4 separate regions of the Homo sapiens genome follow, and regions 1, 3 and 4 are each linked to region 2. Evidence: chromatin loops called from intact Hi-C (ENCODE). Cell type or tissue: heart right ventricle. All regions are shown on one strand. Links, peaks and the distances in the headings refer to the core of each region. The heading gives the core; the rest is flanking DNA.

Region 1 (7,524 bases), core at 3,141-5,640, 200 kb after region 2:
AACTTTACCTCTAAAGGAGTGATTTAGACTTTCTGAGTATAATCAAATTAAAGGTTCTGTATTACTTATATTACTCTGGCGTTCTTTCCTTTCTTCCACATGGCTGAGAACAAGACTATCTCTTTTTTTTGTTTTTTTGTTTGTCTTCAGCTACCATGTTCATTTCTGGGCCACCAAAGAAACGACACCGGGGATGGTATCCTGGGTCACCTCTCCCCCAACCTGGCTTAGTTGTACCTGTCCCTACAGTTCGCCCTCTTTCAAGAACGGGTAAGATTTTAACAGAAGATGGATTGTAAGTGTGTTTTTAATTAGCAGAGATATCTTCTACTTCCATTCTTTCCCTGAATTCTTGACAATGAGTTATATGAGGATATTGATAGTAGCTAATGTTTTGTCCCGATCACATTTGCCTTCCCTACATGCACAAGATCATTACAACTGATCTGAATTCAACCTTTGGCTTAATTTCAACCCATAGCATTGAAAAGCCATTCGTTATATGGGACACAATGCTACCAACCCACCATCATAGAGCATATATGGACTTGTTTTGCTAGTAGTGGTGTTAGATTTTCCCTGCTGTTATCTGGTTCTTTATGTGACCCACGCTTATTATTTCTGACCTGGATGGTTCAGTCTGTGGCTAGAAACCTGAAAAACCAAAACCAACTGGCTCTCTTTCAGAACACCTAACTGTAGCCATTTGGTATCCACAGTTCAAACATTTGTCTACCTTGCTGAACAAACCACAGACAATTGTAAATATACTGGTTTTAAGACATAAATGAGTTATTTAAATGTTTGTTTAAATAAATAGTTTTAAAGACTACATAGACATCTTATATACACAAATAATTATGCCAGTCTGTCACTATGGTTGCTTGTAGGTAGTACTGGTTAATGATGAGTTCATCCTTCTTCACACTTTTCTATACCTTTCAAAATGTATGTAATGAACAGATATATGCCTTTGATAATCTTGGGGGGAAAGCTAAGATACCAAACAGGATCCAAAATATTGCATATGGAAAAAACAACTGGAAGGAAAATCAGCAAAATGCTAAATAGTAGTTGTAGCCACATGTTATGATTATGGTTAATTTTTTTTCTCCTTTTGTTTTTTTCACTTATCACTTTACACAATAAACCTAATGAAAAACACAACAAACCATTAGATTTCTAATGCTTCTCTGTTAAAAGTATTAAAACTGCATTGCTTTCTATTGTATTTCATTTAGTTTTCACGCCATCTTTCTTGTCAAACTTTTTTTTTTCCAGAGCCCCTTTTATCTGCCCCAGTTCCACAGACCCCACTAACTGGAATTTTACAACCCAGGCCCATTCCTGCAGGGGAAACTGTAATTGTTCCTGAAAACCTGCTGAGTAACTCAGGAGTTAGACCAGTAATTCTGATAGGTAAGGTAATGGAATTCCAAGTTGCCTGTGTCTGCTGGAATCTAGGAGTGTTTTTCCATTTCATTGTGTTTTTTCATGTATTCATGAAGATATTCATCCATCTGTTGATTCTGTCAGCTTTTATTGGTCAGCTCTTTCATGCTATATTAAACATGTGATTAGGAGCTGAGGATAAGGCAAAGTCTTTTTGCCCTCAAGGAGCACTGTTTAGTGGGGGAGTCTCACCTCGCATGAGCCACCAGCGTTGGTAAATAAGCATTACAACACATGGGCGATACCATTATAGCACACTGTGACATGTGAGCTCCTTAGAGGTTCACAACCAGGAGCAACCAGAACTCAGAGCTCTGAGAGAGGGCTTACCTCTGCCTGGAGGGATCTGAGAAGACTTCCCAGAGGTGTTGGTTAAGCTGGGTCCTGAAGGTTGGTCAAAGTGGACAAGGTCAGGGAGGAGACATTCCAGTCAAAGGGAGCCAAACCACAAAGAAATGAAACAAGCCAAGCCAGCTGAAAGACCCTACTCAAGAGAACCAAGAGGCCCTACAGTTGCAGGTCTGAACCTTAGCATCTTTGAGGAGGCTGAGTCCTTCCAGGTGGTCTACAAGTGGAGGTATAGACATTTAGGGGTCCCTACATTCCAGGACTAACTTAGTGCTTTTCATACCCATTTCAGGAGACTCCTTGGTTTAGGGCTGGCCTAGGCCAGAAGGAGACTGCTTGCTCTACCTTAAGGACAAAATAGATAGGGTGTTTAAGTTCCCCACATCTTTAGGGTGTGTTTACATGCAGTGTTATTTGCTTTTTGGGTTGGCCTGAGCCTGCCTAATTGGATGGTTTTGCTTGGAGTCATGTCCTTTACCTGGTTGCTTTATCTGCTAATCCTAGATCTGTAGGTACTGAGGGGATCCCAGTTGCTTAAATGCTGTATAGATTAGGAAGCTCTTTTTGAACATTAACATAGTGCCACTAAGCTTTGGAAAGATGCATAGAACGTGGGACCCTTTGGTCCTTTGGTGCCTGCCTTTTAGAAAGTCTCACAGAGGGACTATCCTCTCCATCAACCACCAAAACAGAGCATATTTTGGACATATTTTATCCTATCTATTTCAAAACAATTTGAGACTGTTTACTGACATTTAGGAAGACAACCTCACAAAAATAGCTAAGATAACAAAGGAACAGGGATCTCCAAGCACCTGAAACTAGAAGAATCTTGCTATTAATCAATGAATTTAGCTTACTTTTTTTTTTTTTTTTTAAAGAAAATCTCAGGAATATCTCCAGGTGGATAGTGTCAGAAAGGAAAGGAAAGGGGAAAGGAAAGGAAATCTCAGGAAGTGAAACATGTATTGTCATTTGTTTCTGTTTTTGTTTTTTGTCATTGTTTTTTGAGACAGAGTCTTGCTCTGTCACTCAGGCTGGAGTGCAGTGGCACAATCTCTGCTCACTGCAAGCTCCGCCTCCTGGGTTCAAGTGATTCTTCTGCCTCCTGAGTAGCTGAGATTACGAGCGTGCACCACCACGCTCAGCCTAGTTTTGTATTTTTAGTAGAGATGGGGTTTCATCATGTTGGCCAGGCTGGTCTCAACTCCTGACCTCAAGCAATCTGCCTGCCTCAGCCTCCCAAAGTGCTGGGATTATAGGCGTGAGCTGCACCCCACCTGGCCAGTGTTTTTTGTTTTTGAGACGGAGTCTCTCTCTGTGGCTCAGGCGGGAGTGCAGTGGCGCGATCTCGGCTCACTGCAACCTCTGCCTCCTGGGTTCAAGCGATTCTCCTGCCTCAGCCTCCCATGTAGTTGCATGCCACCATGCCTGGCTAATTTTTGTACTTTTAGTAGAGGCTGGGTTTCGCCTCTACTAAAGGTGAAAATGTTGGCCAGGCTGGTCTCAAACTCCCGACCTCAGGTGATCCACCCGCCTGGGCCTCCCAAAGTGCGGGGATTATAGGCGTGAGCCACCTTGCCCAGCCATATTGTCATTTGTTTGTTTTCTGATTTCTTATCTGAAAATAAACTTGATCAGGGACTTTATCAGAAATATTTTATCATTGCAGTTTTACAGAGGATACAGACATGTTTTGCAAACTCATCAGTCTTCCAGCAAAATATTAACATGTTCCTTCCATGAGAAACAGAGATAATATGAGTACAGTTGTCCCTTAGTATCCCTGGGGGATTGATTCCAGGCCCCGTCCCATATCAAATCGAATATCCTCAAGTCCCTCATATAAAATGGCACAGTATTTGCATATAACCTATGCACATCCTCCCATATACATTAAACCACCTCTCCATTGCTTGTAATACTTAATACAGTGCCTACACATCACGTCATTCACATGAATTCAGTGTACTACTCAGCCCACAGCAAATTCAAGTTTCACTTCTTGGAACTTTGTGGAATTTTTTCTTCTGACTATTTCAGTCCACGGTTGATTGAACGTGGAACCCACAGACATAGAGGGCCAACTGTATTTTCTTTCCTGTTCATTTAACTTAATATAAGGATAGAATTTGGAGCATCCAAGTGAATTCCCTGGGATTGATATGTTTGAGTGATTTGTTTGGTAGCTATCTCAGAGGGCAGGGAATTTTGTTAAGCAGCTTTGATCGTCGTTGAGCAAGTGTACCTGGTTGGACCATAAAAAGAAATGTTGAACTGTACTGACCTGCTTCTATTGGGACAGGCTATGGCACTTTACCCTATTTCTATGGAAATGTTGGTGACATTGTTGTGAGTCCTCTGCTGGTGAATTGCTACAAGATTCCACAGTTGGAAAACAAAGATTTGGAAAAATTAGGGTTGACCGGCAGCCAATTTCTGAGCGTGGAAAACATGATTCTTCTGACGATACAGTATCTTGTGCGGCTGGGTAAGTCATTTTCCATAATCATTTGCTGGTGACTACTTTTGAGGATTTTTTGTGATGTACTTTTTCTTTCTTTCTCACATTTATCCTCCTATCTCTTATTTTCCCTCTTTCGCTTCTAATGTTCTTTCCCTTCAACCCCATTCTCTGTAACTTTTCCCTTTCCTCTCCTTCATTTCTTTTCTACTCCTTTCCTTTCCTCTTCTTTGGGTCCTAGAGGAGATGAATTGCACCACCTAGTGTCCAGTCTCATGATGCTGCAAAGGTCTCCAAAGTAGTTAAGGTAGGCAGAACCTTAAAGGGTTGTGCCTTGAGCACCCCTTCTCTGGGGAGCTTGGCCAGGCCACCTTTCTGAAAGTGCACCTACCATCTGGAGTGCAAACACAGCCATTGTCTTAAACAATTATTTTCCAGTTTTCCACTTAGCCTTTTTATCTTGTTTATCCACTGGCCCTACACCCATTTTTTTTCTTCTCCAGCTACACCCCTTTGATGGAGTCCCATCGTGCTTTCCATCATTGAGGTCATAACTGTGGACCTCCCTGGAAGGTCTTTAAGCTATAGGGTAAGGGGGATATGTAGGTCATGAACCCTTCACTTCCTCTATCTGATATATTCTCCGAAGCCCCAAAGTGGGTGTATGCAGGTGCCCTGACAATACTAGAGTGGCTTAGCAGCATTTACATCGAAATGTCCTTTATTTTGCAAATGGCAGTAGGCCATCTAATTATACACTCACTCTATCACTTCAAGCCACTGATTTACTTAGAAAAATATTTGAGATGTGGCCGGGCACGGTGGCTCACGCCCGTGATCCCAACACTTTGGGAGGCCAAGGTGGGCGGATCACCTGAGGTGGGGAGTTCGAGACCAGCCTGACCAACATGGAGAAACCCCATCTCTACTAAAAATACAAAATTAGCTGGGCGTGGTGGCGCATGCCTGTAATCCCAGCTACTCAGGAGGCTGAGGCAAAAGAATTGCTTGAACCCGGGAGGCGGAGGTTGCAGTGAGCCCAGATCACGTCATTGCACTCCAGCTTGGGCAACAAGAGTGAAACTCCATCTCAAAAAAAAAGAAAAGAAAAGAAAAGAAAAAAATATTTGAGATGTAAAATTACACATAAAAATATTAGTATGCACTCTTGTGAAATTTTTTAATTTTAGAAAATACTTCAGTGTTAGGAGATAATAAAAACACTGGACTAAATAACTTTAAAAGAAAGAAAAAAGCTTTATTAGGGCATATTCAGTGTTTGGTGCATTAGCTAGCAATCTTGACTAGAACTCTGTGCCCTGAGAGGCTGCCTTGACTTGGCCTCTGCTTCGACATGGCCTTTTGAAATTTACAAGGCACCAATTTCATGATAAACCTAGGACTTACTAATGATGCTTATTGAAAGGTAATACAATTATAAAGCTCATCTGGGTCCACAGCTCATTTGATGACATAATTTTAATTGCTACATACTGAAATTAGATTATAGACTGTGTTCTAAGATCTAAAGCCAACTTCTAAATGCACCCAGAATTAGTAAAACCAGGCTTCATAAAGTGATGATATAGCCAACCAAGAAAATCACTATAGCACTCTTTTTCAGTTTGTTTGTTTGTTTGATTATTTGTTTGTTTGTTTTGAGACCGAGTCTCACTCTGTTTCCCAGGCTGGAGTGCAGTGGTGCGATCTCGACTCACTGCAACCACCACCTCCCATGTTCAAGCAATTCTCATGTCTCAGCCTCCCGAGTAGCTGGGACTACAGGCGTGAACCACCACACCCTGCTAATTTTTGTATTTTTAGTAGAGACAGGGTTTCACCATGTTGGCCAGGCTGGTCTCAAACTCCTGATCTCAGGTGATCCACCTGCCTTGGGCTCCCAAAGTTGGGATTACAGGCATGAGTCACCACGCCCGGCCTCCTTTTCAATCTTAATAGCAATTTTTAAAATCGGAGTCTAATTTAATTAAATGAACCAAGTGGTCAAAATAAGATATCTTTTCTTAAAGTACTAAATGCTCTTATCTTTTGTAAAGAAAAAGAAAAGAAAAGAAAAAAAGAAACAATTTCAATTTAATTACACAGATTCTTCTCTGACCTGCAGGATCAGTTCTTTCCTGAATTTGACTTGCAGTCAATCAGTTAGGCCTCTCGATATACATGAATAGCTATTTCTCTTTTAAAACCTAAGCTTTGTACATTGAGACATCTCTATCCCTCAACAACTGTTCTGGAGTCCTTTATTTATTTATTATTTATTTATTTCTTTATTTCTTGCCTCTGGAGGTTTCAAGAAGGCAAGCAAGAATAGTTTCACATATGGCATAGATTATAGACATTTAAAAAAATAAATCTAAACTTCTAAAAGGATTTTTAATACTTCAGCGGCTCAGTTACTTAGAGGTATCAGAGAAGAAGAAAAGCAAGATTCTTCAGAAGGAACCATACCTCTTCACTACAGTCACTTTTAAAAAATCTCAGTCATTTCACAGTCAGAAAATCTTTGAAGTAGATAATGAAATCAGCAAATCCAGAGATTCTTGTAAGGCTCTGAGTCTATTTAAACCTTGACTTTTCCTATTAAGGTAGTTCTTTCTGAAAAGTCATTAAAACTGATACCTCAGCTAACCTAAGTTATTGGAGATCAGCACTTGAAGGAAAAGATTATTGTTATCAAGCTTGCGAAAGTGGAGAAAAGACACCTGCAATGTAATTGTAAAGGCTGAGGATGAGGTACTGGGTGTGGTGGCTCACGCTTGTAATCTCAGCACCTTGGGAGGCTGAGGCAGAAGGATCACTTGAGCCCAGAAGTTCAGAACTGCAGTGAGCTATGATTGTGCCACTGTACTCCAGCCTGGCAGACAGACAGAGACCCTGTCTCTAATTAAAAAAATTTAAAAAAAAAATTTTTTTAAAAGGCTGAGGATGAAAAAGTGATAGTTGATTTTTGGAAACAAGGCATTTTACTCTAAGAAGTCTCTTACCTCATTTAAACTTAATACCTTTTCCTCCACTTCTTGATTCCTAATTGTACATCAGTCAAAACTGTATAAAAGCGAGCTTTAAGGCAACAAAGGATGTTGTGAACATGTTTAGTAATTTTATTTTCCCAGAATGCCTTTGTGCTTTCAATTAATTATGCCTCCTGATAGAATATGTTACTTAGTCCTGGAGTGAGTCTTATGGACTACTAACCAGGCCCCTGAGCTTTCAGGTTGTTAATGAAAGACGGTAGGGAA
Region 2 (7,524 bases), core at 2,459-4,958:
AGATATGGTCATGGAGAATAATGAACAAGGAAGAATATTCCAGAGTGTGGAGCCAAGGGCCACAGAAATAAATGCAAAGTGGTGTTCATCCTTGAGAGCAGAACCAGGATGTAATCATAGAACTTCCTCCACTGCCAAGGTGAAGGATCGTCACAGTAACTACCCAGAAGGATTCTGCCATTTATGTATGAACTCTGTTGTGAGTCTCATATTTTTCACTAAATTTAGGGTTTTAAGGCAGCGTATCTATGTAGAAACACTTGGGAATCACTGTTATGGGAGAGAGTGGAGGGATGCACAGGCAATGATCACAGTCAACATTTAATAGTGTTCCGGGCTGGGCATGGTGGCTCATACCTGTAATCCCAGCACTTTGGGAGGCTGAGGCGAGCAGATCACCAGAGGTCAGGAGTTTGAAACCAGCCTGCCAACATGGCGAAACCCCGTCTCTACTAAAAATACAAAAAATTAGCCAGGCGTGGTGGCGGGCACCTGTAATCCCAGCTACTCAGGAGGCTGAGGCAGGAGAATCGCTTGAACCTGGGAGGCAGAGGTTGCAGTGAACCGAGTTCATGCCACTACACTCCAGCCTGGGCAACAAGAGCAAAACTCTGTCTCAAAAAAAAAAAAAAAAAAAAAAAAAAAAAAAAAAGTGTTTCAGGCACTAATGCATCTTCTTTTTTTTTTTTTCTTTTTGAGACATAGTCTCACTCTGTCACCAGGCTGGAGTCAGGATTCAAAACTATGGGACCTTTTTTCAGAATGTTCACTCTGAACCCTATCATCTTTTATAATTATGGAGGTCTACTGGGCATGCTGAGGGACATAGAAATCCCAAAGGGAAGACAAGGCAGAAACACAAATTCAGGACACAGGAGTGTGAAATCTTTTTTTTTTTTTTTGAGTCGGAATTTTGTTCTTGTTGCCCAGGCTGGGGGTGCAATGGCGCAATTTGGCTCACTCCAACCTCCGCCTCCAGGATTCAAGCGATTCTCCTGCCTCAGCCTCCCAAGTAGCTGAGAATACAGGTGTGTGCCACCAACACCTAGCTAATTTTGCATTTTTAGTAGAGATGGGGTTTCACCATGTTGGTCAGGCTGGTCTCGAACTCCTGACCTCAAGTGTTCCACCTGCCTTGGCCTCCAAAGGGCTGGGATTACAGGCGTGAGACACTGTACCCGGCTGGGAGTTTGTTATCTAATGAAGATGGCATTGAACTCTTTTCAATCTACCAGGATATATAGATTACTCTCACTTTTACCCTTGTTAGGGACTTGCCTTGTTTACTGACAAATCACCACTACTACTGATATATTGTGCCGTCTAACTCACATTAGGTGCTCAATATCTGTTGAATGGATGAAGAATGAATACCAGAGTCCTGTAATATTAGACTATGGTCCTTGAGTGACTGCCAGATTTGCTTTCACATTTCTAGGGTCTAGTGTACCTGGCACTCAACAAATGGTCCTTGCACTAAGAGAGAAAACTGCACTGGTGGTTTTACTTTAAAGCGGCTCCTTGTTCAGTGTCCTTATCTTTAAATTGGAAGGTGTTTTGCTTCTGCCCAACCCCCACACACTCTACAGACCTTGTGATGGGTTGAGTTTTTCAAAAGATTCTCACCTGCTTTAACTTCTATGAGCTTAGTTTATATTCACCAGGTGAACTTAAAATTTCAGTTTCTACAGCACTGTCTTTTCCACGTGTATGGCCAGTTCTCATGATGAGTTTACTAAGTGACTTTGGATTCTTTTAGCTATTGCTAATCATCTGCACCTTTCTGTTGTAGTTATTTTAAAGCCCGCCCGCGCGCGCGCGCGCACACACACACACACACACACACACACACACACTCTTGAGTCAGGGTCTCTGTCACCCAGGCTAAAAGCGCTGGGACTACAGACATGAGCCACCGCGTGGGGCCAAAAACATACGGATTTTATTTACTAAACCTGTATTGTGTGCATGACCCAGAATTGTGGGAGTACAGCAATGACTGAGAAAGCCGTGTTTCCCACCTTCGTGGCACATAACAATGTTTCTATGGGTTTTTAAAGGCCCAACAACAGGGATTCAATTATAAAATAAAAATATTTCGGTACAAAACATGATTTAAAAAAAGACAACTATGTCTTCCGAGTGGAGGAGGGAAAGGACAATCAAACCTCGAACAAATCGTTTATCTTGCTAGTCACAGCTTAGCTATGCCTTGTTATTTTCCGGTGATTCCAAACTTCCAGTCCATTCCCTCTGCATGGATCAAAAGTGACAGGAAAGAAAAAAATGTATTTCGGATATGGCAAAAAAGAAAAATGCAAGACAAGCAAACAAAAGTACTGGGACATCGTATGAGAACTAGTTTAATTGACAATGTCTTTAAATGGTACCTATCACTTGACAATGATTCCAACCCACCCGGGCCTGGGCGCCGCGGCTGCCTCCCCACTCCCACGCACACGGGGAGCTCCCCCGGGCTGTACTGCACTAAAGGCACTCAAAATACATCAGCCTTTCCTTACCTCGATTCTTCCACCACATCCAGCATGGAGCTGCTGCTTCCAGAGATGTAGTCGCCTATCTGTGGCAACAATTAGTTTTAAAAATGGAGCCGCATCTCTAATAACAAAAGCCTCCAGCTGTGAAAAGTGGAGCTAAATCTCTCTACCGGGCCGCAGCATCTCTCAAGAACCTTTTCCCCGCAGCACCCGTCAAGGCCCAGGGCCAGCTGGACGCGGCTGCCCTGGGGTGGAGCCGTCCCCGTGGTCCCGGGAGGCTACCGACGAGCCGGGGCCCGGGGCCGGAGGGCGTGCTCCTCCGGGAGGTGCAAAAGTCGGCTTGGGCCCGGAGCTCCCGGGTTTGTTTGGTTTTGTCCGCGCCCTGCCCCCACCCTACCCCCTTCATGCAAAAGGCCAAGGGTTTCCGAGCCACCACTGCCCAGGCCGAGTTCACGCTTGGGGCTCTTCAGCCGCCGTCCAGTGAACAGAGAAAGCAATTGCGCAGAGGCGAGAGCAGGCTGAATGAACGCGGGCTCCAGGGGAAATAATTTTTCCTCCTGGCTTCGCGCGTCAGCACACTGGGGTGCAGCCCTCCCTCACAGAAGACCCCCCCCCCGCACGACCCCCTGTACACCCCCGCGGGGCTGCGCGTTCGTCTGTGCGGCGGGGTTTGGGAATGGAGGCGTGAGGACCGCGCATCGAGGGCTCCACAGGCTGGGCGGGGGGCGTCGTTGGAGGGGGGTAGGGGAGAAATGCGCGCCCACCACCCTCACAGAGGGCGAGGGACCCCCAAAAGCCACTCGCGGACGCCGAGGCAGCGGGAAGGCGCGAGGCGGGGCGGGGGGAGGGGGCGCGGGGGTCCCCGCTGCGGAGGCCAGGGCGGGCGGGAGGGGCAGCACCTGAGGAATCCGCCTCCGGCTGCGGCGGCCGCCGCCTCGCTCCGCCCCGGGGAACTGAGCGCGCGGACCGCGCGCCTGCCAGAGAGACGCCAGCCGCCGGCGGCGCTAGCACCTCGGAGTCGGGCGGCCGGAGCAGCGGAGCGCAGCGCGGCGCAGGGAACGGCACTGGGGGTGGGGAGACCAGCCCGGCCGAGCCGAGGGCCACCCCCTGGTCCTCTGCCCTCGCGCCCCGCTAGGGCCAGGTGAGCGGCCGCGGGGACTCCGGGGCGCGGGCAGGAGGTGAGAGGTCGCGAACCGGGCGCGGGAGCTCGCCTGTGACCGGCAGGAGCTGCCCTTTGGCGGGCTGGACGCCCTGGCCGCGCGGGGAAGCGCCGCAGCGGACTTTTCCGGAGGGATGGGAAGCTCAGCGGGGGTGTGAGCGGAGCGCGTGCGGGTGGCGAGGGAGCGCCAGTGCCAACCTGGGAGCCGTGCCTGCCTTCCCTGCCGCCTCGCGTCGCCCACCGAAGGGACCCGGCCGTGCTGTCCGCGCCCAGAGGCCGAAGGCCTGTCACCGGGCTCTACTCGCTGCCTTTGTGGCGGGAGCGAGACGGCCCGGGGGTGGGACGAGGGAGCTGCGGCGCGCCGAGTAGCGCGGGGTCCCCCGGCGGAGGCGGCGAGGGGGCACCTGGTTCGTCTCCCCGAGCCCAGGGGCAGTGAGGGGGTGCCGGGCAGGCGGGCGGGCGACAGGTAGGGCGCCGCGGAGGTGGCGGGGAGAGGATGGATGGAGTTCAGCCTGGGAAAGTTGAGAACGTCCAGAGGTGGCTGGGCGCTCGCTCGGCGTCTGTGGGTTTTTTTCCTCAACACCAAATGTCACTTCGTCACGAGCGGGCGCGCGTGTCTTCCGGCCAGCATGTCCATTTTTCTGTGCATGGCTGAGGACCACTCTTATTCCGAATGAGACACAAAGAGTTGTGTTGACAGCTGACCCTGACACAAGCAGACAGCGAGTGAGGTGCGCCCTGGCCGGGGAGGGTGAGGGAGACTCGTTAAAGGAAATCCATTCCCGCCGTCCCTCTTCCCAGCTCCATTAAGAGGAAACTCCATGTGGAGATTCAGTGCGTGGGGTTTCTCAGTTACATGAGTCCAAGGAACGTCCCCGAACGCGACTCGTTTGCCCGGAACTGCCGCTGCCTCTAACCGAGGCTGCGGGTCCTGGAGAAACTCCTCAGTCTTGCCCCTTTCTCCGGTGAACGTGACGGTTCCAAGGTCCTTATCCTCCCCACCCACTCCTCTGGCCCCGGCTGAGAGGATAGAAACCACATTTTAATTTCTGCTTTTCACACCGTAAGGTGTTTTTTTCCGCCTCCCCCCGCCTCGAGGCGGGAATCCCTGCTTAAATCACATTTTTAAACCTAGCCGTTTAAATACAGGGAAGAGCTTTCCCACAAAAGGTTTTTGAACTCAGTCCCCCTTAATAAAACCTCTCATTCATCTATATATGTTCTTAGACTTTAAATCCTGGAACTCTGCTTTGAGTGTTGTGACTGTGTTGTTTCTTCTCTTTGCTGAAATTTTCTAGGAGGTTTTGTGAATGATACTGAAAAATTATTTAAAAGAGAAAAAATTAAATTGTTGAAATATTTAGTAATACAGTTACATGCATATAGGTATGTATTTCAAGAGGAAAATGTTTAATGAATGAATATATAAGTAGGGTAAACATTTCAAACAACAGTGAAGAGTATACAGTGTAAATTAAGCCCTCTTTCCTCTCCTCCATACAAGCCTTCATCCTTCTCAGAGGCAGCCACTGTTGTATATTTTTTGTATATCTTTCCGTAAGTCTATTAAAATGGAATTACATTATAGATGATGAAAGGGATTGAATATAAGACTGAACTATATATTCGTGGTGATGACCATTAACTTGATACCCACTCATGATGACATGAGATTATTTAGCCAAATGTGGACAATTATTACCTTGAAGATCAGTTAGAGGGCTAAAAATCTTAGAACAGTATGCAGTGGAAAGCAAAACTATTAAACTAATATCTCCTCCTGCACACACACCAGTTTCCCTACACTGGTTTTTGCAATCTTTATTGAATTTTTCCTCCATTTTGGAATTCTTTATGAAGTAGAGAATGAGAACTGTAGTAGTTTACTTTGTCTACCGCAGTGTGTATCTGAAAACACTGAAAGGGCGTGTGTATACTCCCATTGACATGACATAATATAAAGATGTTAGTGGTAAAGGATAAATACGAAGGCCGAGTTTCAGATGTTTGGTTGCATCTCTTAATTCTAGGCCTGGATTTGCCACAAACCCGCCACACGACGTAACTTTTTTTTGGAAAACTTTGTTTCCCACTCAGTTAGATAAAGGAATTGAACTATGTGATTTTTAAGGGTCCTTCGAACTCCAGAGTTCTACGATTAAAATAGTTGTCCTAAAACTGGCTAAAGATAACCATTGGACTGTGGATGTTAGACAGTGGGGCGACAAAAAACATTCCTGAATGGTGGATTCATGAAGAGGAGGTTAGAGATGTTTAAACTATATCCCTGCTCTTACGAGTTTGATGTCATTGGAGAACAGCTACTCTCCTTACCCACAGAATGTGTGTTTATGTTGCTGATAGAGGCCAAACACCGGGCTGAGGGCCTCTCATGTCACCTTGTGTGGCTAAGGAGAGTGAATTCTCCTCGCAGCCCACAGTGTCATTTTTAGGAAAATTACTCTTACCAAACTCTTCTTTTTGGTAAAGTGGAAATTAACTTTACCTACTTGAAAGAGACTTGACATAATTTAATTTATACTTCTCTGAAGTGTTTAGATTATGAACATCCCTTATAGCTAAGATATTTTAGTTACTTGATAAATATTCACCTAGGGAGTATGTTCTTATTAGGAAACTTCTAATTTGTAAAGTACCTGCAGCCTTTGGGCTAATGATGGGGACAGGAGTTAAGGAGTGATTGTAAGGTTGTGAAAGTAAAAATTAGCTGATTTTAGTGACTGCGTATGGTCTAAATTAAGGGATTTCAAAGGTACACTGTAAGCGATGATTGCAAAAAGTGTTGATGTTAAGATAGAGATCTCATACTGAAAGCTAAAGCTTTCTAAAAGCACCGCTGATGAAACATATGTAATTATTTTGAATAAGTCTAATATAAATTATAAATTCGCTGTAGGAATTGTTTGGGATCCTAAGAATAAGAACTAGAAGAATATATTTGTAAGGGTACTTAGAGTAATATTGATTGATTAATGAAGCTGACAGAAACAAAAGAAAATTCAATACCAGTAGTGAAATTCTTCAAAATGGTAATGGTTTTTATTTTTTCCAGCTCCCTTCCCAATCTTGCCATATGAATGAATATTTTTACAAATGTTTTATATTGCAGATAATTTTCACCCTGTTTTTTATAAACATTTTTTCTATAGCTTACTTCCCATTATTTACAATAATTTTATAAAAGTTTATGCAATGGATGTTCATTATTAACTTAAGCCTTCCTGTTTTTGATTTTGCAGCATAAAAAATGTAATGCCTATTCTTTTTTTGTTTTGTTTTGTTTTGTTTTGTTTTGTTTTGTTTGAGACGAAGTCTTGCTTTGCCACCCAGGCTGGAGTGCAGTGGTGCGATCTCCACTCACTGCAAGCTCCGCCTTCCGGGTTCACGCCATTCTCCTGCCTCAGCCTCCCTAGCAGCTGTGACTACAGGCGCCTGCCACCACGCCTGGCTAATTTTTTGTATTTTTAGTAGAGATGGGGTTTCACTGTGTTGCAGGATGGTCTCGATCTCATCGATCTCGACCTCGTGATCTGCCCGCCTCAGCCTCCCAAAGTGCTGGGATTACAGGCGTGAGCCACCATGCCTGGCCTATAATGCCTATTCTTATACATGTAACTTTATTTCTTTTCTTTTCTTCTTTTTCCCTTAACTTCCTTAGGATCTTTTTTTTCTTGAGGGATAGTATAATGTAGTTGTAAATGGGTGGGTTCTAAAATTAGAGGTTGTGGGTTTAAACCTAGCTCTAGTACTCATTGGCAATATTGGACAAGTAATTTATTTTCTCAGAACTTTAGCTTACTAAGATGTAAAATGGGTTATATTAATAGTTCTTTAAAGTTAAGATAA
Region 3 (7,524 bases), core at 2,031-4,530, 67 kb after region 2:
TATTGTATTCCTAGCAAACATCACTATCTAAAATTCTCATTGATTTAGGTACCTGTTTATTGTAATTCGCCATCCCCACTAGAATTATGCACCATGAGGGTGGGGACCTTGTCTGTCTTGTTCACTGAGGTATCCCCAGTGCTTGTAACATTGCCTGGTATGTACAGTAGGTGTTCAATACATGTTTATGGTTGAATTAGTGAATGAGAATATTGAGGCCCATGAGGCATATAAACTGCTGAATCACTAAAGGTAAGTATAGGTTGTATTTTAGGGAGGATATTCCTGCCAATTTTTCATGATAATTAAGTGGTCTATGGGCAAGGGAATGAACCTTCTCTTCTGGTTATTCAATCAATTTGTGGCAAGGAAAAGAGACTAGCAATCATAGCTTTTTCTCTTGTAATGCCTGTGTATATAAACTGGTCATCATTTATCAGTTCTGCATACTTTTCTTTGCAACTTGATGTGTTATGTGCTTGAACAACAGTACGAAGTGTACTCCTTGCAGATAAGAGTCTGAAATCGTGGTAAGTACTCATTACAATGAGAACAGCTTGCACTGAACAGGCAGTAGCCATGCATACATCTCTCTTAAGAAAGAAAACATCAAATTGCAGACTCAGTGTGGTAAACAGCAGTTCATTTAACTGCAAAGCTTCTGAATATATAATGATTTTCCAGGAATTAATGAACATGTAGATAATGACAACTTACTATTTCTTTTGTGACTAAATCTTTACAAATGAAGCATAATAAATTGGGCATATGCCTATGCTTAAGGGAGAAGGGAGAAGAAAACAGAAAGATCTTTTTCTTTCCCTTGCTGCTCTTTGCTGATAAATATCAGTAGGTTATAGGGCACAGACTCACCAAAATTAAAAGATGGTGATATGTTTTATCTTTTTTATTTCTCAGACCACTCTAGGAATCTTCTTAGATTCTACTTTCCATTATTCCATTGTGTTATTTTCTGTCATGTGATTGATAATGTTTTCCTTTCTACATTCTTAGTAAAAGTAGCAGACTTCAAAGTTAAGAACTTTTCCCACTGACATTCACAAATTTCCCAGTCCCAACTGTCTTCTGTGTTCCACTGCACGGTAGCAATTTTTCCTTTAGGAGTTTTGAGCCCCTTTCCTTCCCCTGTTCCAATGGCAAGTACCCAAATCTGAGTTCTGCTACATTCTCTCACAATAAAAGCTTTAGTTACATGCAGCAGTTACCATTAATCCTTCGATCAGTTCCCCTGGTAGGAACTATGCAGGAATCTAGAGCTGGTGGATTTGGGGCTGACCGACTTGGCCTGGTAGAATTAAGGTTCACTGTTTCTCTGTTATTTGAATATAACTTTCTTCTTAATTGGGATCTGATTTTTGTCCTGGATGATATCCTGTTTTTAAATTAGAGAGGTGGTCCTAACACTGAGATTTTAATCAGCAATACAGAATAAGAGTTTAAAAGTGATTCTTTCTCATTGGATTATGGATAGATTGATCGTGAATTGGCACCTTGAAAATTTCTAAACATCACTGGTTCAGGGATGGTGATTACTGTGTTGAAGATATCTTCCTTTTACCCCTTCTGGTCACCTTTTCACCCTCCTCTACCCTAAGTCTCCCTACCCGGGAGGCTGTCTGTGAGGACCACAGTGAGGGTCTCCTGTGCCCTCTGACTTCTGCCAGTAGCAAAGCCCCAGCAGGAGACTCGGGGGCGGGGGGGAGGAGTGAGGTCAGGCTCATTATTCTCCTGCTCCCTCCTTGTGGGGTTGCCTTGGGCTGCCCGTGCCCCTCGACCTAAGGTCATGGTTCTTCCCTATAAGACTTTCTCCTTTGGGGTTCCTGTAATCAATCCTTCTCATCTCTTTTCCTCCAGGAGTGGTAACAGTTCTGCCGTTACTGTTGCCAAATTAGAGCAGTATCCCTTTTAGTACCCCGATACCATGTGCATATCTTTGCAAATAGTTGCTTTCAGATAAATTTCTACAAGTTATGCTAATTTGGATGTGCCATCTGTTTCCTGTTTGGATCCCATCTGATACAAATGACTTACTGTTTCTTGGAATTTTGACACTATCAACTATTTTTGACTAAGTACCTACTATATACATATCACCTTAATACAGTCTGTGGAGTAGGCACAAAATAGAAGAGTCACTGCCTTCTGGTCTGTCATGTGAGATAGACAGCTTCTCCTTTACCTTCTTTAGTATTCAGTCAACGTTTATGAAATAGCTACTGTAAACCAGACATGGAGTATGCATCTCAGGCAGATACAAAGCTGAACACTATTTGGTCCCTGCCATTATAAATTTTTATTTTAACTGTGTATTTACAGAACATTCTAGGTGTTCAGATAATTGTAATTCACAGTCCTGGACCAGACAGAGATGAAGTCCTTCCATCGCAGCCTCACACATTTGCCAAAACTAAACAATAGCTGAGAGTATCATCGCCACTATCACCGTCGTCATCATCGTCATTGGTCCATAGGGAGCTGATTGGGAGAACGTGGAGGGATGGGCTTTGCCCTAATTCATCTTTAGAATATTGGTACCACACAGTGCCTTGCTTCAGCCTGCCGGTGTCTCTCACTCTCACTCCGTGATTTATTTTGTTTTCTTGGGTCATACCACCAGTTTTGTAAACCTCTCTGATGCCCACTTCCTGAACCTTTGTCAGTGCTTTGTGGCCCTGGACTGAGGAGAGAGATGTCAGCCTGATTTCTGTGTCCCTACAGCTCATGGTGCTATTGACACTCATTAGTCCTCAGTAAATCTCCTGTCTTGGGAGCTTGATAAGCAGAAATCATCAGCTTGTTTAGTTGTGCCTGATGCCTGGGCCTGTCCTGTTCTATTCTAGCCTCCACCTCCTACTTCTATATGGTGACCTCTGTGATTCTCAAGCGTGACCATTTCCTGAGTTCATAACAGGACCTCTTTTGTGCCTTCGTCTCTTTGGGTGGGAATCTTGTAGAGTATCAAGGAAGCCCTTCTGGGCAGATGGAAGATTTCAGTTAAGCACAAGTCTTTTCTTTATGTTGGCATTGGGTAAAACATACTCAGTGGATATACTTCAGAAGAAGGAGCCTGTAGTTAAATAGACTGGGACATTGTCTTTAAAAAGTTTCTTCACTATAGGGCAACTCTTAAGGCTGTTGGCCACATTTTAGGAAAACCTGCTTTGTATAGTTGAGTTGTATCCACCAGAACCTTAGGCTGTAGACTTTTCCCTACATGGCTGTCAATGCCTGCTAACCCAGAAGAGCTGTTCAGTCAGAAGACACAGTATCAGGCATGTTAAAAAAGATCTGACACTCCCTATTCTGTCCGTGTGAGTGCCCCTGCCCAGTTGGGAAGGCCTCACGGTCATCTTTAGCATCATTATGTGAGAGTGTTTTGGCAGCCCTGCATGTCGTATTCTGAACAAGAGACATCATCACTCTGTACTACAGCCAGAATGCTACACTACAACTGGGGCACTGCACGATGCTGTTTGAGTGATCTAAGGGCCATGGGGGTAGCCAGAAGAAAATCTACTACTGCACCTTACGAAATGACTAGGACCTGTTATAAAAAAGTAAAAGTCATAATCAGCCTTTTACCCTCTGGCCTTTTTCCCTTACTTTGTCCCCTGTAACCTGCCCTAAATATATTTCTCCCATTTTCTCTCTCAATTCATCTTGCCCCTTCTCTGTGGGTGAGCAAAACATAACCCATAGCTGTATGGTTTCATCCAAATCACGGTCTAGCAATGTCTGGAGACATTTTTGGTTGTCACACTGAGGGAGTGCTACTGGAATTAGTGGGGAGAGGACAGGGATACTGCTAAAAACATCCTGCAATGCACAAAACAGCCCCCCATCCCCTCCCCACACACACTGTGAAGACTTATCTAGCCCCAAATCTCAATAGTTCTAAGGTTGAGAAACCCTAATCTAGACCTTAACCTGTCCAGTAGAACTTTCTGTGATGATAAAAATGTTCTATACAGTAGTCATTACTATAGGTAGCAGTTGAGCACTGGAAATGTGGCTAGGGCAACTGAGAAACTGAATTTTTAATTTAACTTTTATTTAAACAGCTGCACTCTAGCTAGAGGCAACCATACTAGACAGTGCAAATCTAGACCATGTATCCTGTCTAAATACCTTGGTTTACAAATGTTGGGCAGAAAAGGTTGGTAACTGAGAGAAGAGAGGACCGATGAAGGAGTTTAGAGGAAGCTGCAAGGTAAGTGTATCTTCAAGAAGCCATGAGACTCATCAAGTGCTGTAATCCCAGCACTTTGGGAGGCAGAGACAGGAGAATCACTTGAGCCCAAAAGCTCAAGGCTGCTGCATTTTTTTACATGAAAAATACCTATTTTCTAAAAGAAGAAATGTAATGACAAAGATATAATTGTTTTATATTTTTTGCAAGTCCTTTTCATGTCTGACTTACTAGAAAACAACTGGGTTCTCATATCTGCTTCTGCATTCAATGTAACATGTCATGTAGCCTCTGGAAAACTCTTCTGTATACTCATGAGAGAATGAGTGAAAAAGATAAATTCCATCTTAATGTTATGATTAAAACAGTTTTGACTTTACCGACACCCTGAAAGGATCTCAGATACCCCCACAGGTCCCTATATCATACTTTGAGAACTACTGCTAAACCGAAAAGTAGGCTGCAAAATTTTATTGATTTCATATTCTATTACTAAGAGTTTGACATTTCCATCATTAGTAATCATTCTCTCTGCTATACTGTTATGTTAAATACGTTGTTAAAAAAATAGAAAAAAATTTTAAGTTTGAAATTAGAAACATGAATAAGAGTTAAACATTTTTTCTTCCTGCACCTCAAGTGCTGTCTTGCACAACGCACACCTCCTTGGAGACCCATTATTGTAGAGGATGAAGTCTTTGAATGTAAGGCCTTTGGGTTTGGTGAGTAGAGGGCCTATATCACCAAACTTTGAGAAAACAATATCTATAAAATGGTGATTGTAGAAGTAATGTTTACAAGGAGTGACAGGAGTGATGGAGGGTGAGGAAGTTGAGATAAACTACTTTAACACTTGGTGAGGGACAGAGGACAATAGTTGATTTTCCAGGCAAGGACTAAGCCGAAGTTACACTTGAATCAAGACACTTTGAAAGAGCCAGTTATCAATGCAAGCATTAGTTATTTTGACTTCTCTCACAAGAGTAAAATAAACAAAACTGTAATGTCTTTGACAGTGGGGTGATAAATGCCTCAAAGCAAATTACACATAAAATTTGGAGATATTCTGACAGTGGTGTTTTTGTAACAGAGTCAGACAATATAAATAGTTAATAGGGGTATAGAGGTTTATTCTAAGTTGGTCAGAACAAGTTATTCCAATGGTTTTGGATTGGCATCACCAGGCAGGAGTGACCACTCCTTTAGCAGATGGGTGTTCCTCTTTGCAAATGAACATATTTCCACAAATGAGTCGTTGAAGATAATCCTCTGAAAAATGTTAAATTTTGCCCTAAGCGGCACCCGTCCATCTGCCTACTCAATGTATCTTTCCCTCCAGGTACATGTGCTGCTCAATATGGAAACATTATTCTAAAGATACTATGCGCTGCAGGATACCACCTAATTTCCAGAAACAGCTTGGTTATATTGGGTTGGTGCAATCGAATATAACCTGGCTATATTAGGTTTTGCCATTAAAAGTAATGGCAAAAATCTCAATTAATTATAGCATGCTGAGATGACAAGCATGTGGAAATGTATACATTTTTTCTGGCCACTCTCAATGGCAGAGAGGTTTTTTTTTAACTTTTATTTTAGGTTCAAGGGTACATGTGCAGGTATGTTATATAGGTAAACTCATGTCACGGGGGTTTGTTGTACGGATTATTTCATCGCCCAGGTACTAAGCCTAGTACCCAATAGATATTTTTCCTGATCCCATCCCCCTCCCACCTTCCACCCGCAAGTAGGCCCCAGTGTCTGTTGTTTCCCTCTTTGTGTCCATGAGTTCTCATCATTTAGCTCCCACTTATAAGTTAGAACACGTGGTATTTGGTTTACTGCATTACTCTGCTAAGGATGATGGCCTCCAGCTCCATCCATGTCCCTGCAAAGGACATGATCTCATGCTTTTTCATGGCTGCATGGTATTCCATGGTGTATGTTTAACACATTTTCTTTATCCAGTTCTACCATTGATGGGCATTTAGGTTGAGTCCATGTCTTTGCTATTGTGAATAGTGCTTCAGTGAACATTCACGTGCATGTGTCTCTATGATAGAATGATTTATATTCCTTTGGGTATATTCCCAGTAATGAAATTGCTGGGTCAAATGGCAGTTCTGTTTTTAGCTGTTTCAGGAATCGCCACACTGCTTTTCCACAGTGGTCGAAGTAATTCACACTCACACCAACAGTGCAAAGGCATTTTATTTTTTCTGCAACCTCACTAGCATCTGTTATTTTTGCCTTTTAGTAATAACCATTCTTTTTTTATTCTTTATTTTATTTATTTATTTATTTATTTATTTATTTATTTTTTGAGACAAAGTCTCGCCCTGTCGCCAGGCTGGAGTGCAGTGGCATGATCTCGGCTCACTGCAACCTCCGCCTCCCGGGTTCAAGTGATTCTCCTGCCTCAGCCTCCCGAGTAGCTGTGACTACAGGCGCATGCCACCATGCCCAACTAATTTTTGTATTTTCAATAGAGATGGGGTTTCACCATGTTGGCGAGGATGGTCTTGATCTCTTGAGTTTGTGATCCGCCCACCTTGGCCTCCCAAAATTCTGGGATTACAGGTGTGAGCCACTGCACCCGGTCCAGTAATAACCATTCTGACTGGTGTGAGATCATATCTCATTGTGGTTTTGATTTGCATTTTTCTAATGATCAGTGATACTGAGATTTTTTTCACATGCTTGTTGGCTGCATGTATGTCTTCTTTTCAAAAGTGTCTGTTCATGTCATTTGCCCACTTTTTAATTGTTAAAGTTACTTATAGATGCTGGATATTAGACCTTTGTCAGATGCATAGTTTGCAAAAATGGTCTCCCGTTCTGTAGGTTGTCTGTTTACTCTGTTAGTTTCTTTTGCTGTGCAGAAGCTAACAGAGAAGATTTTAATATTTTTTAAAATATTAAAAAATATTAAATATTTTTATTTAATATTGCTGGTAGTAGAATTTTGGTGACTAAGAAAGAAAAATAAGAGCCAGGAAGGTAATCGCCATACAAAATCATGTAGGCAACTATGTCTACTTCACCAACTCTGAAAAGTCCATTTTGGGTGCTTTAACATGTATTATACAATATGAAGACAATAGCAAGCAATATTTTATTGAGTACTTACTAAAAGCCAATTATTGTTATGAGCTAACTCCTGTTACCTCATTTAATCCTTAAGACAACCTGGCAAGGTCACTGGTATTGTCAGCATTTTGCAGAAGATGAGGCTCTGAGAGGTAAAGAAATGTAGACAAGGTTGCCCAGCTAATGAGGGGCAAAGGAGGAGTGCAAGTCCACAGATGCAGAAT
Region 4 (7,524 bases), core at 3,309-5,808, 88 kb after region 2:
TTGGGATTTTTCTACCAAAGAGATTGGTGTCATGAGGAAGCTCAAAAACTAAAATTGTGTCTAAACTTTACATAATGTATATAATAAATTAGGAAAGTCTAAATAAAACTATTTACCAAATGTCCCCAAGCAGGGAATTGGTTAATAAATGATGGTACTTTCATACTGTAGGATTCAAACAGTCTTCAAAGATTTGTTCATAGTTGTTTTTAGCATATGAAAATATCATAAATTGATACATGGAAAAAAGAACAGTGTGTATAATATGATACCCACGTTTTTGCGAGAAATTACACACACACATGCAAAAACAAAAAAAAAGTTCATATAGAAAAAAATGTTAAAAGGAGTTGATTTTGTTAGGATTAGGTTTGGCAATAAGTAACAAAGAGCTAAGAAATAGTAGATTAAATAAAATAGAATTTATTTCTCTCTTTTAGGAAGTCCCAAGGGAGGCAATCTAGGTCCAAGATGGTGTCAGGGACCCAGGCTTTTTCTGTCTTTAGATCCCCAACATTCCTACAGACACCGATAGCCGGTCGCTGGGGCTCCAGGCATCCTGTCTACAGTCCTCCCCGACTCTCAGCAGTAATTTTATATTCTTTTTATAAAAGTGAACCTGTTGGATGATCATGTCTTTTAGTGAATAAACCAAGTTGCTTTTCACTAAAGCATCATGTTAATTTTGTTTACATTTGTAACACTTTAGTTCATTGTTAATACAAATCATTTTTAATCTGATATAATAGATACATGTAAAACAATAACATGAGAATAAGACTGCTACTGCCTTCTGAAAAGTTCTCTTTGACCTGGATCTCTATTAAACTCATCGTTAAACAAGTTCTTCCCATTTAGAAACTTCCCGAGCTGTTAAATAGAAGTATTAACCAGCCTGTTGTTCCCTCCTCCTTTTTCCCTAAACTTGCTCTCATTTCCCATTTGGCACATGAAGCCTTTTGGTAGATGTCTGCTCTTCTTTTTTTGTTGTTGTTTTTTTTCACCTGGCTGTATCAGGCTTAAAGATTGGTCTAGCCACAAAATCCATTGAGACATTGAGTTTATGAAATAAATCATGAAACCTTGAATTTCTGGGGCAACTTAAAAATTACAATCAATAGTGTGTGTCATAGGATTCCTTCGGAAAAGAAGTAAAAGGATAGCTTACTACAAACAAATTTTAAAATGTTATTTTCCTAAGGTTCCAATCTGTTCTTGAATTCCCTCCTGGGGAGTCCAGGTGTTAGTAACACAAGGTAAACAGAAAGGCCCTCAGGCATGTCATGATGCAAATTCAACTCACACACATACAAAGGGCAACACTCCCATCCAAATTAATGGGATGACATTTGCTGAAGTCCTCAAACTAGAAACTTCCCAGTTATCCTAGGCTTCCCTCCCTTCCTCATGTCCCAGACCTGTTGGGTCACTAAACCCTGTCGACTCAGCATCCTACGTAAGCCTTAAATAAACGACATCTCAGCTCCACTCTCCTTGCCAGTCCCTCCTCATCTCTCATCTAGACCATTGTAGTCATCTCCCTACTGGGCTCCCTGCTTTTGGACTGTTCCTCTTCCTGTTCCCACTCTTCCATTTTTATCTTTGAATTATCTTTTTGAATTATCTCCTGTGAATTATCTTTTTGAAAAGCACATTTGATCACACCATTCTTTTGAGTACAGTCTTCAAGGACTCCCTTTTATCTGTTAAAAAAAAAAAAAGGAAGAAAGAAGAAGGCCCCAACCTTTCTTTTTTTTTCTTTTTTTTGGTGGGGTGGGGAGGTGGGGGGCACGGAGTCTCACTCTGTTACCCAGGCTGGAGTGCAGTGGCTGCGATCTCGGCTCACTGCAAGCTCTGCCTCCCGGGTTCACGCCATTCTCCTGCCTCAGCCTCCCGAGTAGCTGGGACTACAGGTGCCTACCACCATGCCCGGTTAATTTTTTTTGTATTTTTAATAGAGACGGGGTTTCACCATGTTGGCCAGAATGGTCTTGATCTCCTGACCTCGTGATCCGCCCGCCTCAGCCTCCCAAAGTGCTGGGATTACAGGCGTGAGCCACAGCGCCCGGCCAACCCCAGCCTTTCTTAACCTAGCTCCACTCTCTAGCCTAACTTCAGGACCCACATAAAGCTACACCTACTTCTGCCTGTTTCTTTATGAAGAATGTCTTCAGCTTCAACCTTTCTCTGTCATGAACTCCTGGTCATCTTTGAAGTCCTGATTCAGTGCCATTGCCCCCCCCCGTTCCCCAGGATGTTTAAGCACTGTGTGTGCTCCTCTATGAGAGCCCTAATCACACTGGATGGAATTGTCTGAGCTGTGAACTTCTGGATAGTGTAGTCTTGTTCATGTGTGTATCCTCAGCATCTGTCCCAATGCATTGAATCGAGTGAAATAAAAGCAAGTACAGGATATGCTTTGTGTATCCCAGTAAGACCCCAACCTGAAAATAGTGCCAAGACAACCAGGAAACTGACCAGTGGTCCAGCTGAGCTGCATGAAGCAGAATTAGGCACAGAAAGTCTGCAGTAGTTCAAATGGAGTCCTGAGAAATTGTGTCCAGCCCTCATGTCACCCTGGCCTGCCCTGATCTTCTTTGCTTGTTCTGCCTAACTTCTTCATTCTATTCTCTCACTTGCTCAGGGGGGTCTATTTGGCTTAATCTGTTGGACCTGCTCCTTTCTTAGCACTGAAGGCTGATGCATCTGATACGTGCATGTGTGTGTGTGTACGTGCATATGTGAATATGTGTGCATGTGTGTGTATGTGTCTCAAGATGAACTCCCAGACATAGAACTGGGTGTGTCCACTTAGGGGGTTGTATGAATCAGGGGGAAAGGGGAAAACAGGAAATGATAGTAATCAGTTATTATGTACTGTTTGCCAAATGTCAGGATTTGTATTTAATTGTTAAAACCACCTTGTGAATGGTAGTCACCATTATTATTATCCCCACTTTACAGATGAGTTAACTGAAGCAAAGAGAGACTGAGTCACACACACCCTTGAAATGTGGGGGAGCTGGGATCCAGTCAGCATATGTCTTAATCCAGAGTCACTGCTGTAAGCACAATTAGACTTAAAATATTGTAATGGAGGCCAGGCACAGTGGCTCACACCTTGTAATCCCAGCCCTTTGAGCGACCAAGGCAGGCAGATTGCTTGAGGCTGGGAGTTTGAGACCAGCCTGGCCAATATGGTGCCACCCCCATCTCTACTGAAAATACGAAAATTAGCCAGGCATAGTGGTGTGTCCCTGTAATCCCAACCAGTTGGGAGGCTGAGGCACGAGAATGGCTTAAGCCTGGGAGGTGGAGGTTGCAGTGATTAGAGATCAGGCCACTGCACTCCAGCCTGGGCGACAGAGTGAGACTCTGTCTAAAAAAAAAAAAAAAAAAAAAAATTGTAATGGACCATATTACAATTGACCCTTGTCTTACAAAGATCTCTGAAGGGCAAAATAATGAAATGTTTGCTTTTCCTTGAGTTTTTTTGTGAGCACTGGTATTTTTTTTTCTCATGAATGATTTAACTCCAAGGATAATTGTGGGCAAAAAGATACTCCTTTTGAACTTGGACTTAATCTCAAGGACTTGATTGCTTTTCCACCCAGAGTGTCCAAGGAAGACTTTCCAGACCTTTTCCTGGGTCTTACGCACCTGGCTTTGAGCAGCATTAGTAGCCTATTGCTCAAGTTTCATTCTAACCATTAGTAAATGTTTATTGGTCTCCTTGACGAGATGCCTTATGATGCAAAATAGGTAAACAAAAACAATGAGGATTGGTCCCCCTTCCCCAAAACAACCCTCACAATCCTGTTAATTTCTGGTCCTCTGCTGCTGAGGGAACACTTTAGAGTTCCCTCTGGGCTGCTGCATGCATTTCCCATCTAGCCCCCTCTCCTGTGTTACTTTCACTACCAACTCACTCTTTCTTGATTTCCAGATTCTCTGTATTCAAATTCTGGAGTATATCCTACATTCCAATTTCTTGGCACTCCTCTTTACCCACAATGGTTTTTTTTTTGGGGGGGGGGGGTCTTTATCTTGGATATAACTTTTTCCCTAGGTCTTCAAAGGGGTCATCAATCCTGCATTTAACTTTGTAACTGAAGAAAAACCATAATTAAGCCAGTTCTTATAGAACATGTGGGTCCTGGCTATGGGTCAGCTGTCAATTGCTCTGTTGGCTGGGCAGGCAGGTCAGCTGGAGAAGAAGCCCCAGAGTAGGGCCAGGCAGTGGCAGTCTGTCCTAACCATGCCAAGGGCAGCACCAACGAGCTGCAGCCCTGGCTCGTGAGGGCTGGCCTCATTATTTGGAAATTGGGAAGGATAAACAAATATTTTCACAGGGTGCGTCCAGAACTGAGTATTCAAGGTCACTGTGGTACAGACAGAATGCATGGTGTCAGTGTGTCCTAGTGTCTGGCCTTAAGTGGCCTCTCTTGGCAGCATCTGTAAAGAACACAGAGCATGCTGTAACCTCTGCTGTTGATACTGGGTGCGCTCTTACCACCACTTAGAAATCTCTAGATCCGTTTCCATTTCGTGTTGATTGCTTTGAATGTAGAGCCCAGCTTGCATTTTCTGTGGATTGGACCTTTGCCCTGCATGTTTTGCTCCTCCACTTGAAACTGACCTATACTGCTCTGACTCATTAGTCCCACCCATGGAAGTGGCAAGTACTCACAGGAAGTCTCAAATGGCCTTTGGTTTTCTTCCACTGAGGGGGGTAAGAACACACAGACATACCTAAGTCTCTCTTTGAAAAAACTTTACTAGAATGAGTCTGAAAAAAAAAATTTTAAGGGAGTGTCAGAAGCAAACTTGCTTCCTTGACATACCTAATTTTTTTTTGGATGATAACATATGCCATCCCAACTCCCCACTTCCTCCCGACCTAGATAGCATTAATGGAGGTAAAAAGCACTGAGTGACTGTTAGAATTTTTAAAAATCACAACATTATATAAGTATTGGCTTTTTCTTGCTCTTTAATGGAAATGTCCATCTGCATACAGTATAGGTTATAACACTTTCTAATATACATATACTGTTCCATAGTTTTGAGAATTTCTTTTTTATAAATCAACATCAGGCTATTTCATCTGCGGAGTTTTTTTCTGGCTTCAAAATCAGTGCCTTGTCATTAGCAAACTTCACTTACTAGTTTTAGTCAAGTCTGAGCTACACAATGGTTGAATTGGTGACTATTATATTTGTTTAACTGCTGTAAAGTAAGTTTGCAACAATAGATGCTTGCACTTAAATAGGCATGCAGAGCATTGGGGCCCTATCAATCATGCAGAGATTTCCCTCCTGCTGTCTCCTCTGATGGACAATTCTGCTGATGTGGATATTCAAAAAGAAGGGATCAGGAAGAACAGATGATGGATAAAGACAATCTTCTGTCTTGAGAGGAAATCGGAGAAATCCCTTTAAGGAATTTCTTTGTCATGGTGTCAGAAGATTAATTATGCTCGTGTGAGAACAGCTTTCTCATTGGGTAAAAAGAGACATTATCCTTCTGACTTGTGACAGAAGATTTTCAAAGAAAGAGAGTTAAAGATTTCAGCTGCTCTAAAATCTTCTTATTCTGTTGTCTTCTAAGAATTCTTGGAGACCCCTGGATTACATCCATGACATTCAAGGAGTAATGAATGAATCTGGAATTTCTGTTTCAAGAAATTCCTCCTCCTGTTCCTCATGCAGATCTTCAGAAACCTTAATACCTGAGTTTGTATATCAGCTTTAACAATGACATAATAATGTAGGTGATAACTTATTACAAACCAGGAACAGTTTCTTGTAGTGATATGGCAGAGGAGATACGGGCAGTACAACCAAAAATTGTACAGAAGATTAATAAACACAGTTTTTAACAAGGCAATGAATTCTATAATCTGAAAAGGTATCTTTAAAAAATTCACTTAATTGTATGATTTAATTTAGTTGTAAATAGTGATAATATTTAAGGTATTTACATTCTTCACAGTCACTCTGAACAAAACAAATTGGTATTCTGAAAAACCTTTGAAAGTTAGAGACTCAATATATTTCATGGAACATAAGAATAGTAAAGTTGTTCCAAGTAACTTTATTTTCCAGATAACTGAAACTTCAAAACTTAAACAACAACAACAAAAAAGATTTCAATGAAAAATCTTCCTAAAATTCATTAGTTAATACTCTGGCTTTTAAATAATGCACATTAACTGACCCAGGGTCATAAATATGAAGATCTGCTGTTGTACTACATTGAAATACATTGTCATCCTCAGGGACTGTTGAAGCATGGTGTAGGGTTATTTGCCTCTATGCTAAGTGGCCTGAGCAGCCGCATTTTTATTTCTACTGTCACTTTTTATACAAATGGAGTCTCTTTCTTTCAGGTAAGTTATGTTATCTCTTCTCCCTAGAATGTATTTATCATGTTGCTGGTAAATGGCTATTTTGCTTTATACCTGAGGGTAAGCCTGTACCTACAAAACAAACCAGTTCCGTTTATTTTCTTATTCCACTCTAAAAAAAAAAAAATTTTTTTTTCTTTTGAGATGGAGTCTGGCTCTGTTGCCCAGGCTATAGTGCAGTAGCACAATCTTGGCTCACTGCCATCTCCACTTCCTGGGTTTAAGCGATTCTCCAGTCTCAGCCTCTCAAGTAGCTGAGATTACAGGTGCCTATCACCATGCCCAGCTAATTTTTATATTTTTAGTAGAGGTGGGTTTTCACCATGTTGCCCAGGCTGATCTTGAACTCCTGACCTCAAGTGATCTACCTGCCTCACCCTCCCAAAGTGTTGAGATTACAGGCGTGAGCCACCACACCTGGCCTACCACTGTAAAAATTTATTTTTGGCCAGGTGAAGTGGCTCAACACCTGTAATCCCAGCACTTTGGAAGGCTGAGATGGTAGAATCACTTGAGCCCAGGAGTTCGAGACCAGCCTGGGCAACATAGTGAGACCCTGTCTCTACAAAAAGTTAGATAATTAGCTGGGTGTGATGACATATACCTGTAGTCCCACCTGCTTAGGTGGCTGAAGTAGGAGGATCACTTAAGCCCAGGAGGTTGAGGCTGACTGCAGTGAGCCATGATTACACCACTGCACTTCAGCCTGGGTGACAGAGACCCTATGTTAATACACACACACGCGCGCGCGCGCGCGCACATACGGTCTCTCTTATTTCTGGGTATCTAACTGGTTCTAGGCTAGGTAGTAGAGGTTTCCCAGAAGTCTGGTGCCTGGAAGGATGTATTACTATACATGCACATATACACACTCGCATGCACTGGGTTCATTTATTATAACTGGGTTCATTTATTAACTATTAATTGTATAGTGATAGTGATACAATATTTATGTTATGTATAATGTATTATCTTAGTTACTCTGTGATTATATCATCAGGGTAATAGTTTTATATCAGAGCCTTAAGAATAGATTTCTAAGGCCGGGCATGGTGGCTCATGCCTGTAATCTCAGCACTTTGGGAGGCCAAGGCAGACGGATCACCTGAGGTTGG

The links. Peaks named below come from ENCODE experiments on the same cell type or tissue, not always from the same donor. Only the 100,000 strongest peaks of a DNase experiment are listed, where the experiment ranks them.
Region 1: a loop joins it to region 2, with 9 times the contacts of the local background. A loop is called at or near these places in 37 of 110 quality-filtered maps.
Region 3: a loop joins it to region 2, with 3 times the contacts of the local background. A loop is called at or near these places in 10 of 110 quality-filtered maps.
Region 4: a loop joins it to region 2, with 4 times the contacts of the local background. A loop is called at or near these places in 9 of 110 quality-filtered maps.

What each region holds. Positions count from the first base shown.
Region 1 is chr18:21,440,119-21,447,642 of GRCh38, forward strand. GREB1L (GREB1 like retinoic acid receptor coactivator) reads left to right here. Exons shown (of 33, transcript NM_001142966.3): 9 at 151-270; 10 at 1,282-1,419; 11 at 4,106-4,291. All of the region lies in intron 1 of GREB1L-AS1 (GREB1L antisense RNA 1), which reads right to left. Among named protein-coding and RNA genes, the nearest start is that of GREB1L-AS1, 7.2 kb to the right of the region's middle. In heart right ventricle, for the core only: a CTCF peak has its summit at 4,529 (motif pointing left); no DNase peak of the experiment used is centred there.
Region 2 is chr18:21,238,755-21,246,278 of GRCh38, forward strand. GREB1L (GREB1 like retinoic acid receptor coactivator) reads left to right here and starts at 3,478. Exons shown (of 33, transcript NM_001142966.3): 1 at 3,478-3,639. It overlaps GREB1L-DT (GREB1L divergent transcript), which reads right to left and starts at 3,974. Exons shown (of 3, transcript NR_183513.1): 1 at 3,856-3,974; 2 at 2,523-2,581; 3 at 1,921-2,253. In heart right ventricle, for the core only: a CTCF peak has its summit at 3,479; DNase peaks (open chromatin) are centred at 2,926, 3,537 and 3,794; H3K4me3 peaks cover 2,426 bases; H3K27ac peaks cover 2,050 bases; H3K27me3 peaks cover 1,588 bases.
Region 3 is chr18:21,306,040-21,313,563 of GRCh38, forward strand. The region is part of intron 1 of GREB1L (GREB1 like retinoic acid receptor coactivator); the gene reads left to right. Among named protein-coding and RNA genes, the nearest start is that of GREB1L-DT, 67 kb to the left of the region's middle. In heart right ventricle, for the core only: no CTCF peak of the experiment used is centred there; a DNase peak (open chromatin) is centred at 3,386.
Region 4 is chr18:21,325,943-21,333,466 of GRCh38, forward strand. All of the region lies in intron 1 of GREB1L (GREB1 like retinoic acid receptor coactivator), which reads left to right. Among named protein-coding and RNA genes, the nearest start is that of GREB1L-DT, 87 kb to the left of the region's middle. In heart right ventricle, for the core only: no CTCF peak of the experiment used is centred there; a DNase peak (open chromatin) is centred at 4,428; H3K27ac peaks cover 1,642 bases.